Linked DNA regions of Homo sapiens: all the other regions are linked to region 3. Evidence: chromatin contacts called from ENCODE Hi-C or POLR2A ChIA-PET data. All regions are on one chromosome and are shown on one strand. Each heading gives the region's core, a stretch centred on a gene start or an enhancer-like site at or near the end of the contact. The rest is flanking DNA. Distances are from core to core; before and after follow the strand shown.

Region 1 (3,897 bases), core at 688-3,187, 34 kb after region 3:
GGGAGCACCCTGGGGGCAGTGATGGTTGGCAAGCAGTAATCAGAAAAGGTGGACCCCAATCCTGGGCCCTGCGGGGACACAGCAGGAAATTTCCCTGCCAGTCTTAGATCATCATCCTGTTAAGGTAGAGGCCAAGCTCGTCTTTCCCGGTGGGGACACTGGAGCAGCCATGTATACGAATCTCCTCTGCCTTCATGCCTCTTCCTAGAGTCCCAGTCTAAACTTTCAAAGGAAGCAAAAATGTCCCTTAATCCAATACGTTCACCAAATAACAGACCTGTAAATAAAATGTGTGACTGATTCCACCTGGCAAGGTCTTGGCTCCCATGTAGCTGAATGAGAAGCTCCGGTGGCCCTCCGTGTTCTTAGGGTGTGTACCCATCTCACGGGGACACAGGGGACATTTTCTGAGACTAGGGAAAGCCGCCTACCATCACCAGCAGAAGTGTTTTCCACTTTCTCTGAAAGCCTGGATGAAATGCAGGAAGAAACAACTTTCCACATCACTAACAAAAGCCAGGGAACAGACGTCCCAGGAGGTGTGATTTCAATCCATGGGAGAGGCTTTTCCACAAGGGTGAAAGGGTGGGAGCTGAATGTACTGTGTAATCCAATTAATGGCAAACAACCTAAATTACCTAAAAGTCTCCTGATTTAATTTCATAATAGAAAAAAGTGCAGTTATTTCAGTTTTACACTTTTCTAAGTATTGACACGAGCTCCTTCCAAATCTAATCAGGTAATGGTAAGCCACAGGTCAGTCCCAGACCTGTAAAGGAAGATGCATAAGACATGATACAATTCAAACTGATTTTTTTTTCTTTCCTTTTTTTTTTTTTTTTTTTTTTGAGACGGAGTCTCCTTCTGTTACCCAGGCGGGAGTGCAGTGGCACAATTCCGGCTCACTGCAACCTCAGGCCCCTGGGTTCAAGCGGTTCTCGTGCCTCAGCCTCCCAAGTAGCTGGGATTACAGGCCCGTGCCACCACACCCGGCTAATTTTTGTATTTTTAGTAGAGACGGCGTTTTCCCATGTTGGCCAGGCTGGTCTCAAACTCCTGACCTCAGGTGATCCGCCTACCTCGGCCTCCCAAAGTGCTGGCTGGGATTACAGGCGTTAGCCACCGCGCCCCGCCCTGTGTGTTTGTTTTTGAGACAGGGTCTTGCTCTGTTGCCAAGGCCGGGGTGCAGTGGTGCGGTCTCAGCTCACTGCAGCCTCGATCTGCTGGGCTTAAGCGATCCTCCTGCTTCAGTCTCCCGAGTAGCTGGGACCATAGGCGGTGCCACCACGCTGGGATAATTTTTGTATTTTTAGTAGAGACGGGGGTCTTGCTATGCTGCCCAGGCTGGTCTCGAACTCCTGAGCTCAAGCGATCCTCCCACCTGGGCCTCCCAAAGCGCTGGGATTACAGTCGTGAGCCACAGCGCCTGGGGACACCGCTCAAATCCTAACCCTTGGCCGCCCGTCGGCTCCTACAGGGGCGAAATCAGGCACCCACCGTGACGGCGAGCGTGACAGCGTCCGGCTCGACCTTGCCCAGATGTCCACAGAAGATGGAGCTGACGAGGCTGATTATAAAGATCATCAACTGCGCAAGAAACTGCGGAGGCGCGGAAAGCAAGGCGCGTTCACAGCCGCCCTCCCTCCTGGAAGCCCGCGCCCACCCCTGCGCGGCGGCCGCTCCGGAGGCGTCGGGCTGGGCGTGAGGACGCCGCACTCACCACTGGGCCCGCGAGCGCCGCCAGCTCAGCCGCCTCCCCCCGCAGGTCCGGGGGCAGCGCACCCCGCAGGCCCCACAAGCCGTCACGCCATCCGAGGGCCCGGAGCCGCTATGGGGGCCGGTCCTTGGCGGCGGCGGGGAGCTCGGCGGGGACCGGGGCGTCGGCGGCCGCAGGGGCCTCCATGCGGAGGCTGGGAGCGGCTGGCGGCGGCGCGGGCGCGGGACCGCAGCGCGGTGTGGGGGTGAGGGGGGCGACCCGATCCCACCCAGCCCCGCCCCTCCCCGTCCCGGACCCGCTCCAGACGCCCAGGGCAATGGTCGCCGCCCGCAGAACTCTGGGGGAGGGCACCGGGAGGGCCCTTGGGGGCTTATGAAGGGGGCTCGGGGAAGGGGTCCCTGCGTGAGAGGACCCCTCGTGTGCTTTTGGATGACACGGGTTTTTATCAGGAGAGTTTGTAGGTCAGGTTGGAAGAGCAAAATGCCTAGAGGGTGGGCAGACAGGACTGAGCTGGTGATTCCATCCTCCCGCGGAGCACAGGGCTGGCGCTTTCTGGCATGCTTCTGGCCTGGGCTTGCTGCGGGTTCAGTGTTTCCGGGAGAGGAGGGGTCCTGCCTCGCAGGGACCCCAGCCTCCCTGCTCCTGGCGGCCCGGGGTGGCCTCCTGGCCGCGGCTATTTGTGGCTGGTGGTTGAAAGAACCTCCTCTTATCCCCAGGGGGTCCCTGCCCTACCTGGCAAGGGGAAGGGCAGGGAGTCCTGTGCGAGGGGAATGGAGACAGGGTTCGAGGGTTCCTGACGAGGAGCTGGGGAGGGGCCTCTGTGGTGTCTGCCCCCTGCCCCCAGGCCCAACCCCGAGGGCCACAGTGCAAGCCTTTACCTGCCTTCCTGGAGAATGGGCCTCGTGGCCCCAAGAACAAGGCACTGAGGGTAGAGATACCTTAAGGTGGCCCCAACCAAAATCAGCAGTTGGGTGTTTTTTACTCAAAGTAGGTAACTTTTCTGATTTTGTTATTTCAGGAAAAGGCCATGCCTAGAGCATTATATCCATCCTAGCACTAAGTCAAAAATGTAGAGGCAAAATCTCTATTTAATGTTTTATTTTGGAAGAAAGAATTGCATGTTCAGGGCATCCATGTAGACCAGTTGGTCCTCGGTATGTCGGAACAACACAGAGAAGGCTGGAGGTTTTATCAAAAGAAATGTCAGTATTGCTCTTTGAGAAAGTTTATTGGCACCAGGAAGGGTGTTGGGAGCTGGCAAGCTACAACTGGTGAGCAACCGGGCAGGCAAAATTATTCCTAGAGCTTCAGCAAGTTCTCTCAGCAGTTATGGACAAAGCTGGTCCCAGCTTACAGCACGCAGTTTCACCAGCTGGATGTGCAGAGAATTACATTACTAGATTAATGTTATGTGCCTGAGGTGCTTTTATCCCTGGCTTCTTGACTTTTGATTGGGTGTGATAAGAATGACTTAATTTGGTGTAATCCACTTTCACAGCACTGAGCATACTTAGTATGTACTGAGGGTTGCTGAATTAACGGTGTGTACCGCACCCCAGGAAGGCTTAATGAAGTAGGATTACTGCTTAAGCTAAGACCTTTATTAAAATTTTGTCCTCTGGCCAGTCGTGGTGGCTCATGCCTATAATCCCAACACTTTGGGAGGGCAAGGTGGAAGGATTGCTTGATCCCAGGAATTCAAGACCAGCCTGGGAAACAAAGGGTAGACCCTGGTATAAAAAATTAGCTAGGCGTGGTGGCACACGCCTGTGGTCTCAGCTACTCAGGAGGCTGAGGTGGGAGGATCACTTGAGCCCAGGAGGTTGAGGCTGCAGTACGTCACGCACACACCCCTACCAGGAATTATCAGTCTTTGTTTGGATTTCCACAGCTCGAAAGATTTCCCAACTGTTTTTCAGTGTCCACAGTGCCTAGATCTAGACCTCAAATGAAGATTAACAAATGCCAGCTGGGCATGGTGGCATACCCCTGTAGTCTCAGCTACTCTGGTGGCTGACACAGGAGGATTGCTTGAAGCCCAAGAGTTCGAGGCTGCAGTGAGCTATGATCGCACCACCGCACTCCAGCCTGCATGACAGAGCAAGACTTCCGTCTATTAAAAAAAAAATTAAAACAAAAACAAATACCATTTGCCCAGTGAATAGTAATCTAAGGCCCAA
Region 2 (4,212 bases), core at 1,229-3,728, 58 kb before region 3:
CCCTGTAGATGAGCAAGCTGAGGCCCAAGAAAGAGCTCAGAAAAGGCCTTGCCCAAGTTCATTGAGCCAGGAATCAAACCACATTTTTTTGTTTCTGCTAAAGGTTTTATATATTGCTGCTTCTTTTATATATTGCTGCTTCTCTAGACCCTCACAGAGAAACATGCCTGCCAAACCCTTTGGGAACTCGAACCTGCCTGGCACACTGCACTGCACCTGAGGGAGGCTTCTTGGGGGTTTGGTAAGATTGGAGAATGCAGACTCAGCCTGGGCCTCCGTATTTTCCATGAGGCTAAAATATTCTATCCTACCAAGATGCATTATCAAACTGAGGAACCGAGGTCTTGGGAAAAGAACAAAAGAGACAGATATTGACCAGAGACCCAAGTAAGCTTCCGACCACACCTCCAGCCTCAGGAAGGCAAAGAAAGTAGCCCCTAAATTGTATACTACACCTTGATTTCACGACATTTGCTGCCATGAATTCCAAAGTCAAACCTTTTTTTAAAAATGAAAACAAATCAAAACTACTTAGTGATTTAAAAAACATATTCTTAAATTATGACATAAAGAGTTCAGTGCCTAGATGGTGACAAGTCTGAATTAGTCAGCTGGCACCTCCCCCAGGAGAGCTGAGTAGAAGGGGAAGAGAAATGAGGCTCACACTCAGCTGCCCTTTTCCAAGAAATGATGTATGCTTCACCTGGACGCAGCTAAGCCATTGCCTCTGCACACTTCTCTTAGATTCCTAGCAAGTCACTTCACCCTTTTAAAATTGTGGATAAGTGGAGTTTTAACACCCTGATACTCTGGGCCCAGGTCCAAAATGTCTAGAGATAAGTAAGTTAAACATTCTTTTTTCTTTCTTTTTTTTTGGAGACGGAGTCTTGCTCTGTCACCCAGGGTGGAGTGCAGTGGCACAATCTTGGCTCACTGCAACCTCTGCCTCCCGGGTTAAAGCAATTCTCCTGCCTCAGCCTCCCTAGTAGCTGGGACTACAGTCACGTACCACCACACCCAGCTAACGTTTGTATTTTTAGTAGAGATGGGGTTTCACCATGTTGGCCAGGCTGTTCTCGAACTCCGGAACTCAGGCAATCCACCTGCCTTGGCCTCCCAAAGTGCTAGGATTACAGGCGTGAGCCACTGCGCCCGGCCCATTCTTTTTTCAATAACCCTTAAGCCTCCAACTGTAGCAAAAAAAAAACAAAAATAAAAACAAAAACAAAAACAAAAACAAAAACAAACCAAAAAACCCTTGAAAACATACCCCAACTTGGCCCACCTTACATATAGAAAGAAAACAAAAAGTTCCTACCTCACTCTTAACAGACAGGGCTGGGTTTTGAAATCTGGTGTTCATCTCTGCTTACTGGACCAACGCAGTCTGTGAACTACCAGAAAAATCAACAGGGCCTTTCTCCTCAGCACAGCTTGGTATTTCTGAGAAAACCCAAATGATTTCAAATGCAACTGGTATCTCCAATTCCACTAAGGCTGGGATACTGTAAGATGAGCCAAACCCCTTTCAAATTTTTGTTGTTGTTGTTGTTGAGATGGAGTCTCGCTCTATTGCCCAGGCTGGAGTGCAGTGGCATGATCTTGGCTCACTGCAACCTCCACCTCCCGGGTTCAAGTGATTCTCCTCCCTCAGCCTCCCGAGTAGCTGGGACTACAGGTGCGTGCCACCATGCCTGGCTAATTTTTGTATTTTTAGTAGAGACAGGGTTTCACCATATTGGTCAGGCTGGTCTTGAACTCCTGACCTCGTGATTCCCCTGCCTCAGCCTCCCGAAGTGCTAGGATTACAGGTGTGAGCCACTGCGCCGGCCCCCTTTCAAATTTTAAACAAAACATAAACACAACTATTACCATTGCCTTTTCCAAGCCCATTCTTCACTGATATGGTCAATATTTTCAATGTTATATCCTCAGTTGAACGGCTGAGGGCACCACAGACACAATTGCCTTCCTCATTCCATCTTAACTTTAATTACGGATTTCCTCTTTCATCTCAAAATACGCAAACTGCTTTGAGAAGGCAGCTATCATGAGGGCCTCTTTGCAAGCCCATCCCTATAATGACTAATCACCAAAGATAAACTTTATCAGGTAGTGAACTTTGGAGGAAAAAAACTCAAGCCTAATAAAATATCCCTCACCAAAGCTGTTGTACCAGAGTTCTTGCCTTCACCTCTGTGGTAAGCTGATTTCATGCACATTCAAGAACAAAGCTGTAAGTGACAAGGAAAGTCCAATACCAAAAGGATCAAAGGGCTAACCCTTTGATCAGACAGCTCAGAATTCTGCAATCAAGTTCTACGCTGTTTTAATCTCTTAGACCAGAGATCAGCAAACTTTTCTGTAATAATTTAGGCTCTGAGGGCCATTCAGCCTCTGTTGCAACTACTCAGCTCTGTCACTGTCCCATGAAAGCAGCTGTGGATGATTAAACAAGTGGGTGTGGCTGTGTTCCAATAACTTCAGTGACAAAAACGGGTAGCTGGCCAGCAGGCTGTGGTTCACTGACCCTGTCTTAGACTCTACAAGTTAATGTAGAGTCCTGCTAGAATATGCATCTGGCAGCCATCAGGCCAGGACCAGACTGAATGGCACTCATGGGTTATAGGGACTCACCTTGACAAGCACAGCGGCTACAATACCCAGGAAAGTGAGCAACAGGAGACCGAGTTTTTCTTTGTTGAACCGTTTCAAGAGAAAAAATTTTCCCCAATCCACCTTTGACTGGCTGTTGGGAGGATATCTGAGTTTGTTAGCACCTTCTCTCTTTAAACTTTTTAATAAACAGGGACGCTGATGAGAAAAAGTATCAAAACTATGTTTTCCGTGATAAGCTCCCATCCCACTGGAACCTGAAATAAAGGGAACAGACAAAACAAGCTTCACTGTAGATGATGCAAGCTACTTCTGTCTAACAACGACCGGGAAAGCTCACATGCACTCCCTGCTGCCTGGGAACCCCACTGAACATCTCTGCCAGCTGAAGTATCTCTTTTCAGGAAGTCCTTACCAACTTCCCTGGAAAAGTCAATTTCCCTGTCAAACAGGATGCTTTCCATGAGCAAGACAAGGACTTGCACCTCTTCTAGAGCTGTGGCTCTCATTTATGCCAGGGACTGTGCTAAGAGTTAAATCATTCTCTTAAGATAATTCTCACCACAATCCCACTTGGTGAATTATCAGCAGCCTCATTTCCAGAGAGGGAAAGGGAGCTTACAGGGTCAGTTAACCTGCCCAGGGTCACACGGCTGCTAAGTGGCAAAGCCAGAACCCGAACCTGGATCAGACTCTAAATGCTATATGTGCTCTCTTCCCACCATCCCATGTGGCTTCATTCATCCATGGCCCCACACACCCACTTGCTTTCTCAAAGCCTGTGGAAAGTAAGACAGGGCAACAAGGTTGCACAGCTGGATGATAATAAGCAAGTGTAAATCTCTGCCCTCCACAAAGCCATGCTCTGTGACAGTTTCATTTCTCTAATTCATTGTGTGTACAACAGACTGACAGGCACAAAGCGGAGCAGTGTGAGCTGGGCAGAGGGAATGGCATGTGTGATATAAGACACAGGTGACCAGAGGCCAGGGAGCAGTTTACCAAGGCCAGGCTGCAGGAAGGAATCATTCATGAAGCAGGCCTGGTGTGAGAAGAGACCCAAGGACAAGACCATGAGAAACCCTAACTCTGAGGGAGGGTAAAGAATGAGGGAGGGGGCCGGGTGCGGTGGCTCACGCCTGTAATCCCAGCACTTTGGGAGGCCAAGGCGGGTGGATCACAAGGTCAAGAGATCAAGACCATCCTGGCCAACATCGTTAAATCCCGTCTCTACTAAAAATACAAAAATTAGTTGGACGTGGTGGCGCACGCCTGTAGTCCCAGCTACCTGGGAGGCTGAGGTAGGAGAATTGCTTGAACCTGGGAGGCGGAGGTTGCAGTGAGCTGAGATCGCGCCACTGCACTCCAGCCTGGGCGACAGAGCGAGACTCCGTCTCAAAAAAAAAAAAAAAAAGAATAAGGGAGGGGCGAGCCAAAGACATAACCAAGGTAGTAAGAAACTGGGAAAAATTTGGGAGGCTGATGCAGGAGGATTGCTTGAGCCCAGGAGTTCAAAGTTGCAGTGAGCTATGATTGTGCCACACTGCATTCCAGCCTGGTCAACAGAGTGAGACCCTGTCTCAAAAAATAAATAAA
Region 3 (4,312 bases), core at 681-3,180:
AACTTTGTAAATTTGAAAGAGCATAAAGAATAGATGTTTTAGTTGAATATATATATATGATTCAATTCCTAGAGAAATTCTGATACATAGATTTTAACTTAGCACACTAAGTTCAGCACAGATGCCAGGGAGTAGAATGCTTGACTCACCAGCACACAGGAGAACTGTGGTGCAGGAGCACCAAGCCTCCTCTACATTCCCTTCCCCCAGAGCATTGCCCACTCGGATGCTGGCTGCAACTCCAAGGCCCAGGGGTACCTGAGAATTAAGAAGCATAAATCACAGTCGTAAAGCCTGAACATTGGAGTATTAGTGCACTAGCGTCTAACTAAATGGAAACAGGACAGACCCGGAGAGCTGAGTTCTAGAACTGGCTCTCTTACATCCTAGCTGTGTGACTGTGGACAAATTGCTTAGCCATGTGACATCCGATTTCTTTGCAGGTAAGGAAGCATGACAGTTGCCCTGACGGCTCCCTGTACCACATTCATCACAGCAGAACCTCGTAATGAAGCTGGATTTGAGGGCAACACACCCCCTTTATTGGCTACACACACACTATCAAGACAATTCAACTTAGCTACATTATACAAAGTAAGATTTAACTTAGTATAAACGTTAGTATACAAATAATTTGTAAAAATTAAATGACCCATGTGAAAAAGCATTTAGAACCGCGCCTGGCACACTGTAGGAACCCCAGACATTGATGAAATCTGACTCCACGACAATACCTCGTTTTTGGTGGGATGGGTGAAACATTCCATATGTCTGATTATCCGGTAAATTGAAAGAGGCCCCTTCAAATGCAAAGGCTTAATTTTAATCATTGATTATGAAAATCTAAAGCTATAAGCTTATTTGCTTCTTAAATAGACCACCACTCAACCTTTGGGGCCACCTTCTTGACCCCTATCATGATCCTGCAATACAATGCTGCCCCCAGGGGCTGCGAGGGTAACGTGGGTTGTACAGACAACTTAGCTTTGGGCTCTCAAGTTCACTTTTAATCACTCGTACATCAGCTCTAACTTCTCATTCCTACTAGAAACAGCATCCTCCCAAAAGCCTTCTAATTCATTACTGTTTTGAAAACTAGCCTAAGTTCAGTTGATAAAAATATATATTAAATTGTTAAGATTAAGAACTTGAGGCCAGGCGCGGTGGCTCATGCCTGTAATTCTAGCACTTTGGGGTGCCAAGGCTGACAGATCGCCTGAGCTCAGGAGTTCGAGACCACCCTGGGCAACATGGTGAAACCCTGTCTCTACTAAAATACAAAAAACTAGCCACGCATGGTGGCACGCGCCTGTAGTCCCAGCTACTCGGGAGGCTGAGGCATGAGAATCGCTTGAGCTCGGAAGGCGGAAGTTTCAGTGAGCGAAGATTGTGCCACTGCACTCCAGCTTGGGCTACAGAGTGAGACTCCATCTCAAAAAAAAAAAAAAAAAAAAGAACTTAAAAAAAAAAACAGACCTGAGTATGAGTATATAAACATCTCTTAAGATTTGCATGCCTAAAGTACACATAACTGGCTTCCAGTTCAAAATGAATGAATCACATGCCTAACTCCCTTCCCTCCCAAAACACTGTTAATGGAAAATAAATCTCCATGCTTAATAGAAAATAAATTCATTAACAACACTGAGAATGAGAGCCGGTCAGCTTCTGGAAGAGGGAAAGCAGGCTCCACAGCCATGATCCAAGGGCAGAAACGCAGGAAGCCACAGCACAGAACATGAACAGAATGCTGCCTCACACTCCGTCTTCCCAGTAGAGCTCCAGGAGCACTGACGCCCTGCTTCCCCCCACCGAGGCTGTGAAGAAGAGCAGTCAGGGAGATGCGCCACAGGGCTGGGACAGGACACCCAAGCCCCGCGACCTGCCCGTCCTTAGCCTTACTGCACACAAGAAGCTGGGCTGACACAGAAAAGCCAAGTGTGGAGCTTCCTCCGTGGCGTGAGTCAGGCCCTTCTTCTTTTGTTTTGGGGGATAGGTGGGACATGGGGATAAGGTGGGGCAGGAGGTCAGGCTGCCTACTGCCTAATCCTCACCCATAAGTCCTAAAATGAAGATGTCACTGGACAGGTACCACCTTGGTACCGAGTTCCCCACTGGTCCTTCCCATTTTGGGGAGAGGCCTGTTGGAGAAAAATCTCCAAATAATAGGAGAGGAAAGCTATGCCGGCCATTTGTTTGATAAATCAATGTACTCATTCATTCCTAAGTATAAACAGACTAGTAAGATCACCAGAGCTTTGAGGAAGACTGAAGCACACATCCCCAAAACAGATAAAGATAAGTAAAAGGTCAACTGATCTCAGAGAAAATAGATGACTCAAGGAACACAGAAGAACGTTTAAAGTTCCGATTTAGCATCCACAGGGATATTTAAAAGGTAATGCAGCATAAAACAAGAACAGGTTCCCATAAAAGAGACTATAAGACAAAAAAAAGATGTTCTTAGAAATTAAAAATGAAACTAAAAAAAAAAGCAGCAAAGAAGATAAACAAAAAGACAAAGAGATATTTTTTAATAGAAAAAAAAAAGCCAAAGCCAAGAAGATTAATTCCCAAGGTCAACCTCCACCTAATAAGAAATTTAAAAAGAAAGAACAGAAAAAAATTTACAGAAAAGAGGGAAAGAATATTTTTTAAATTTCCCAGAGTTGAAGAAAAACACAGGTCTTCAGACTGAAAGGGTATACCAAGTGCTAAGCAGAAGTTAAAAAGTATCCTCAGAGAAATGCACTCTTGTGAGATTTCAGAACTATAAAGATAAAGAAATAAACGTTAAAACTTTCAAAGAGAAAAATCATGCTGCCTACAAAGGAACAAGAAACAGATTCTGAGCAGACTTCACATCAGTAACTCTGAATACCAGACTGAGACACAGCAATGTCCTCAAAATTCAGAGGGAAGTTATTTTGAACCTACAATCCTATACTCAGCCAAATTATTAAACAAGTATAAGAGGAAAATAAAGACTCTCGAATATGCATGGCATATGATTTACTTTCCATATAATCTTAGAACAAGTTTTTGACTAAGTACTCCAGAACAAATTTTTTTAAATTTTCATTTGGCTGCTGCTAGATCAGAAGAAAAAAAATTAAAGAAATCTAAGAAAGAGGAAGAAATGGGATCAAAGAAATTGTAGGCTTAATTCAGGAGGACAATGAGAGAAATTCTGGAATGACAGCTGTGCAGCAAGCTAGAAAAAAGTCTAGAAATCAATGGATACAAATTAATTATTCCTTTTTTTTTTTTTTTGAGACAAGAGTCTTCTTCCGTCACCCAGGCTGGAGTGCAGTGGTGTGATTTCAGCTCACTGCAACCTCCGCCTCCCAGGTTCGAGTGACTCTCCTGCTTCAGCCTCCTGAGTAGGTGGGACTACAGGAGCCTGCCACCACTCCCAGCTATTTTTAGTAGAGATGAGGTTTTGCCATGTTGGCCAGGCTGGTCTCGAACTCCTGACCTCAGGTGATCTGGCTGCCTTGGCCTCCCAAAGTGCTGGGATTACAGGCATGAGCCACCGCGCCCAGCCTGGATACAAATTAAAACAAGGAATCAAAGGGCCCTGAGGCATTCAAGAAAAAAATGCACTCATACTTAACAGTATGTTTACACACTGGATCATCTTAGTAACGAGATGAGGGGCCATGCTGCTCCATCAATAAGAAATAAAGGCTGTTAGAAATGCCAGAAAAAACAAATGAGCTGCACAAGAAAAGTCATGGCCTAAATATGAAACAAAATATGACATGATTTTGACCAAATGACAAAAGCAAGAAAAAATAATGCATTTCATCTTTCACTTGTAAAAGCCTCTTTCAAGTGGTAGTGTTGGTGGCTACTGGATTTGCATTTCCTTCTCGTCTGATGCAAGACCACATTTGGATCTGCAAATAATCATATTTACAAAAATCATAATATTATGAATGTTTATTTTTTTCAGACAACCCCTAACACATGAAAGACATGATAACCATTAGATAATACAATTCAAATGTCGTAAGCTTCACAAAATAAAAACAGTGATATAGCTGAGAGGTAGCTGTGATTAAGACCATGACCATGACCTCTGGAGCCAAGTCCCTGGGCTCAAATCCTAGCCAGTTACTTCCTTGAACTTGGACGAATGATACTCTCTGGGCCTTAGTTTCCTCATCTGTGATGCAGGGGAAAGAACAGTAAATCCCTCACATGGCATTGCAATGAGGAGCTTGTGAGTCCCATTTGTGAAGTGTTTCGCATAGTGCCTGGCTCATGGCATGTGGGTGGCTATTAAGCAGCATATGGAATTCTGGAA

The links. A loop is a pair of places that touch in the nucleus more often than their neighbours do. ChIA-PET counts read pairs that join two places held with the same protein, here RNA polymerase II (POLR2A). Pooled maps may share reads with other maps.
Region 1: a loop to region 3 is called in a map of astrocyte of the cerebellum, with 6 times the contacts of the local background. The contact joins two enhancer-like sites. A Hi-C loop is called at or near these places in 2 of 168 maps with a recorded cell type or tissue (astrocyte of the cerebellum and endothelial cell of hepatic sinusoid). POLR2A ChIA-PET finds 5 or more read pairs at or near these places in 4 of 52 experiments (BJ, H1, OCI-LY7 and 1 more).
Region 2: a loop to region 3 is called in a map with no recorded cell type, with 4 times the contacts of the local background. The contact joins two enhancer-like sites. A Hi-C loop is called at or near these places in 2 of 168 maps with a recorded cell type or tissue (CD8-positive, alpha-beta T cell and GM13976), 1 of 37 single-sample maps with no recorded cell type and 1 of 50 pooled maps. POLR2A ChIA-PET finds 5 or more read pairs at or near these places in 1 of 52 experiments (activated CD4-positive, alpha-beta T cell).

What each region holds. Positions count from the first base shown.
Region 1 is chr17:19,577,936-19,581,832 of GRCh38, reverse strand. It overlaps SLC47A1 (solute carrier family 47 member 1), which reads right to left. Exons shown (of 17, transcript NM_018242.3): 17 at 2,799-3,897. It also overlaps the pseudogene SLC47A1P1. Among named protein-coding and RNA genes, the nearest start is that of SNORA59B, 22 kb to the right of the region's middle. Within about 2 kb of position 1,937, at least 5 of the 41 ENCODE cell types and tissues checked have a DNase peak (open chromatin) inside an H3K27ac peak, as active enhancers do.
Region 2 is chr17:19,670,382-19,674,593 of GRCh38, reverse strand. ALDH3A2 (aldehyde dehydrogenase 3 family member A2) reads right to left here. Exons shown (of 10, transcript NM_000382.3): 9 at 2,638-2,873. Among named protein-coding and RNA genes, the nearest start is that of ALDH3A2, 24 kb to the right of the region's middle. Within about 2 kb of position 2,478, at least 14 of the 41 ENCODE cell types and tissues checked have a DNase peak (open chromatin) inside an H3K27ac peak, as active enhancers do.
Region 3 is chr17:19,611,734-19,616,045 of GRCh38, reverse strand. No RefSeq gene overlaps it. Among named protein-coding and RNA genes, the nearest start is that of ALDH3A2, 35 kb to the left of the region's middle. Within about 2 kb of position 1,930, at least 2 of the 41 ENCODE cell types and tissues checked have a DNase peak (open chromatin) inside an H3K27ac peak, as active enhancers do.